Regions from separate parts of the Homo sapiens genome. Here region 2 is linked to region 1. Evidence: chromatin loops called from intact Hi-C (ENCODE). Cell type or tissue: A673. All regions are shown on one strand.

Region 1 (2,500 bases):
CTTGTAATGTATTCAGATGCCAGCCCCTGGAAGCAGTGGTTTCCCTCATTTCTGAATCCTGCCATTGTCCAACTGAGGAGTCACTGTTGTTTTCCATTTATTTTTCTTTCTTTGTTCCCTCCCTTCCTCCCCTCTTCTTCCCCTTCCTCTCCTCCCCTTCCTTTTCCTCATCTCTCTTTCCCTCCCCTTCCCTTTCTTTCCACAGGGTCTCTCTCTGTCACCCAGGCTGGAGTGCAGTGGTGCAATCACGGCTCACTGAAGCCTCGACCTCCCAGGCTCAGGCAATCCTCCCACCTCAGCCTCCTGAGTAGCTGGGACTATAGGTGCACCCCCACGCCTGGCTATTTTTTTTCTTTTTTAGAGATGGGATCTGCTCTGTTGCCCGGGCTGGTCTCAAACTCCTGGCCTCAAGTGATTCTCCTGTCTTAGCCTCCCACCATACCTGGCCATTTTTGTTCTTAAATCACCACTTCTCCAAGACCTTTTTACCCATTGCCTTTCATCTGCTCGTTCTAAGAGATGAACCCCTTATCCCATAGTCAGAGATGACTTGTATTCAGATGACTCAGAACATTCACTACAAATACATTTAGTCTGTGTAGTCATTATGTCTATCTTAGTCAACTCGCTTATATTCTGTAGTAAAGAGCTCTGGATGGGGACAGTGCCTGGATCGAGGTCTCCCAAATACGCACCATAGACCTTTAGACTTTGGAGCAAGACAGACTATATTCTTGTTGATTTTAAAGAAAAACTAGTTTCCTAATAGTTCTTTTGCATGTTATTATTCACTTGTTTGTTGCTTCATAGTAAAAAGTCCCTGCTAGCTTTCATCCGGACTGTAACAACCTCCTGAAAGTCACCTACCCTTACCCCATCTCTCTCCAAAGTCGCCTGTAAAAGCCCTGCTCTGATCATGCCATTGGAATGCTCAATGTCTGTCCCGTCTCCACCTGGCCTGGAGAATAAAGCTCAAGCTCCTGCAGATGTTAACCAAGAGCCCCAGAACCCACCCTGACCTCTCTCCAGCGTCAGTCACCCACATCCCTGGGGCACCCCATGCTCCAGCTGAGCCTCTATAGATGCTCCTCTGTGTCTGCTCAGGCAGTCCCCTCCCTGGCCTCCCTTTTCTCACCCTCCAAGTCCTAGTTTAGCCTCGGCCTCCTCCTCAGCAAGACTCCTCTTACGCCCTCCAGCGGTGACCGCCTCTCCCTCTTCAAGACTCACATCGAATTTTGCTCTTCTCTAGTAATCTACAGTCATCCTTATGAAGCCTTATTCAATTGAGTATTTATTTTCCTGAAAAAAAGAGGTCATTTATAAGCAGATTATCCCTATGCCTATGATTTATGAGTGGGCAGTGTAAGTGAATCCATGCAAGAATTTTGTTTGAATGACTTAGGCAATTCATAGACATTTAATCTGTTGCTTTTTGCCACTTCCTACTTCCTGTAGTTGAAGAATAATTGTTAAAAATATAAACTGTGCTCCTGTTTTCTCATGGTTTATGTACAGCTCTCCTTATGGAGAACTTTCTTGGCGTGCATTTTAGAAATAAGAAGAAAAATCATTGATGGTTTTATTCATCAAATAATTGTTTTGTACGGTCAGTAGAAATGAAAAGCATATGACATGTATGTGTGTTTGTGTGTTCCCCAGCCTGCGGAGGCCACATCCTCACCAGCTCATTTGATACTGTTTCCTCTCCACGGTTCCCTGCCAATTATCCAAACAATCAGAACTGCAGCTGGATCATTCAAGCGCAACCTCCATGTAAGTAACAAAAATGAAAAAGAAAAGGCACACAGGAGAGAAGGTGTCTGTGGGAAGGTCAGTCTATGAGTAACCTTCTTATCTCAGTGCTAACAATCGATGGCCTTCCTCTTCATCTTTTGCAAGTCCCAATTCCTGATGTGCTTAAGAACAAGCATTTCCTAATCTGATAGGGAAGTCATTTCTACAGTTGCTTCTAAATTTAAAAACAATTTCTTTTTTTTCATGTCAAGGCCTAGCAAAGGTTAAAAAACACACACACGCACAACAACACAACACACCTACAACCTTGCTGTATTAACAGGCGTATGCAGGCGTATGAGATTGGGGGTAAACCAAAATAATCGATAAATAGTTTTTGACATGTGTGCCTTGAGTATAGCTGATGTTCAAGACAGTTGCTGAGTGAACAAATGAAGAAGAGTCACAGACTGGAGAATCAGTGACTCACGGGCCAGAATGCAATGCGCGCACCTATCCATCAAAGCAAACATTCATAAAACCTGGGCTCTCCTGCAAGGTACTATTCCAGCACAGGCCTAGAAGAAACATTGAATAAACGCTTACTTTCTTTTCTTTTTTGGAACCCTAGAATCTTATTTTCTGACCTGGTAACAGTCCGATGGTAAGGACTTCTGTCCTCATTTTACAGACAGAGAACATCAGGAAATGCCCCTCAAGGACATGACAGAATGGCTGCAAAGCGGGTGATGCTGGGGCCCTTCTG
Region 2 (2,500 bases), 77 kb before region 1:
AATAGAGAGCCTTCAATTCTTTAGGTTGAGATATAATTAATGATTCATTTCTCAAGACATTTAATTTTCCTCTTGTTTTCTGCCTGCAGCCTGCATGGTTAATGCATTTTGACACTTCTCACTAAGGATAAATGACAAATGATAAAACCAACAATTTTTGTCCACTTATTTTACTCAAAGCTCCGTTAAGAAAAATAATGAAAAAAATTTTAATTTCAGTGACTAACAGGAGTGTTCGTATTGTCCCTATCATTTTAAAAATTGTTTTGGTTACTCTCTATTATTACAGAGAATAAAGACTTTCTGTATCCTGGAGTTTAACAACTCTTATTTTATTTTATTTTATTTTTGAGACAGAGTCTTACTCTGTCGCCCGGGCTGGAGTGCAGTGGCGTAATCTTGGCTCACTGCAACCTGTGCCTCCCGGGTTCCAATGATTCTCCTGCCTCAGCCTCCCGAGTAGCTGGGGCCACAGGCACCCACCACCACACCTGGCTAATTTTTGTATTTTTAGTAGAAATGGGGTTTCACCATGTTGGTCAGGCTGGTCTCGAACTGCCGACCTCAGGTGATCCACACACCTCGGCTTCCCAAAGTGCAGGGATTACAGGCATGAGCCACCACGCCCGACCAACAATGCTTATTCTTAAGAAAAGAACTGCCACAGAAGGAAATAGGAAAAATTCTTCTTCAGTAGTTGATGCCTTTCAAAATATTAAATTACTAAACCTCTACCTACCTCAGTTTCCAGAACTCTAAAATGAAGATAACAATACTACCTGCATTACAGAGCTGCTAGGATTTTTAAATTAGAATAATGACCAGCATGGAATAAGTGCTAATACATATTATCTATGGTTATTTTAACATAAACATAGTCTCATGGATTATTTTTTTGTGCTCTGAAGCAGGAGACCCCAATCTTTTTGGCACCAGGGACTGTTTTTGTGGAAGACAGTTTTTCCACGGACCGGGGGTGGGGTGGGAGGGTGGTTTCAGGATGATTCAAGTGCATTGTATTTATTGTGCATTTTATTTCCATTAGTCTTACATTGTAATATATAGTGAAATAATTATACAAGTCACCATCATGTAGAATCAGTGGGAGCCCTGAGCTTGGTTTCCTGCATTAGACAGTACCACTGGGGGGTGATGGGAAACAATGACAGATTATCAGGCATTCGATTCTCATAAGGAGCACGCAACCTAGATCCCTCGCGTGTGCAGTTCACAATAGGGTTCATGCTCCTATGAGAGTTTGATGCCACCAGTACTGGTCTGGGGACTGGGGCTCTTGCTCTATAGCATTTTGTGGTAAATAAATCTGTGGTTTCCAGAGCAGCCTTCCCAGTTGTAATTAACATCAATTGGCCCCACTGTGTTGAAAGCAGTGCTGCTTCTCCTGCCTCCCAGTTTTCCTACAAAAGCCACTGGGATTGTAGATAAAATCCTGTTTTCCAGTTGGCGAGATGCAGAGAAGCAGATGAGATTTTGTCTGAGCAGCGGTGGATCTGAGCCGACTTTGATTATGGCTCCACCGCCAACGCTTCCTGGGCAGATGAGTCATGCTTCCTGGAACTGTCTGTCAGAGGAAGTTTGCTTCTGGGACTTTTGCATTTTGCTTAGAGCTTAGAGATAAGCTATTACAATTCTAAGTTCAGCTGCTATTCAAAAACATGCATAAAAGCTGGGAAGAGTTTACCAAACATTTCAATTTATAACTTGATACCAGATATGAGTCTAGCACCGTACTAAGCATGATACCTGGATTCAAAAAAAGTTTAGAATGAAGTATATCCATTAGTTAGCGAAGCCAGATGCTTTGTAGTGTCGTTGAGTTTAGCATGAGGCATTTTAGAAGAAATTTTGGTTTTAAGATTGCCTGAGTAAAATGTGATTTTTTAGTTATAAAAAATTGAAAGAAGAAATGTTATTTCAGTGTGATCAGAATCCCTTTCCTTAAAAAGAAATGCTGATCTTTTCTGACCATCTTTCACAATGAAGGATTTTCGTATGATTGCATTAATTTGCAGCAGTTAATGAACCAACGTTCCAACCTTCAAAAGAGCCTCTGCTCTCAGATTCAAAAGAAACTCTGCGTGTTTCCTCTCTTCAAACATGAAGGACAGAATTAGGATGAATAATAATCAAACCTAAAATAATTTCTGAACTACCCTGAAGCAGTAAAAATTCCATTAGATGCTCAGAACTTGAATTGTCCTATGCACACTGCCTTTCCTGGTTGACCTCAGGTTGCTCTGCTCCTCAGACTGGCGAAAGGCAGGGCAACCGAAAGGTCTCTTCCACTATCAGACAGGCTCATGGTATGAATAAGCATGCATTGAGCAAAATGCTAAATTTTAAACACTGGTAATCACAGTTGTGGGTTTCAGTTAACTATATTGACTTTCTACTTTTTAAAATGGGAAAGATTTCCAATTGCAACATTACAGAATTTTGTTTAAACACGTCTTTACCCTGCAGTTCCTACATTGGCTCT

Evidence for each region. Hi-C counts contacts between places; a loop is a spot of excess contacts. Peaks named below come from ENCODE experiments on the same cell type or tissue, not always from the same donor. Only the 100,000 strongest peaks of a DNase experiment are listed, where the experiment ranks them.
Region 2: a loop joins it to region 1, with 2.8 times the contacts of the local background. A loop is called at or near these places in 13 of 110 quality-filtered maps.

The regions. Positions count from the first base shown.
Region 1 is chr10:16,951,549-16,954,048 of GRCh38, reverse strand. It overlaps CUBN (cubilin), which reads left to right. Exons shown (of 67, transcript NM_001081.4): 33 at 1,660-1,773. Among named protein-coding and RNA genes, the nearest start is that of RSU1, 140 kb to the right of the region's middle. In A673, a CTCF peak has its summit at 1,192; DNase peaks (open chromatin) are centred at 1,238 and 1,708; H3K27ac peaks cover 1,768 bases.
Region 2 is chr10:17,028,769-17,031,268 of GRCh38, reverse strand. All of the region lies in intron 27 of CUBN (cubilin), which reads left to right. Among named protein-coding and RNA genes, the nearest start is that of CUBN, 100 kb to the left of the region's middle. In A673, no CTCF peak of the experiment used is centred here; DNase peaks (open chromatin) are centred at 1,228 and 1,538; H3K4me3 peaks cover 682 bases; H3K27ac peaks cover 2,079 bases.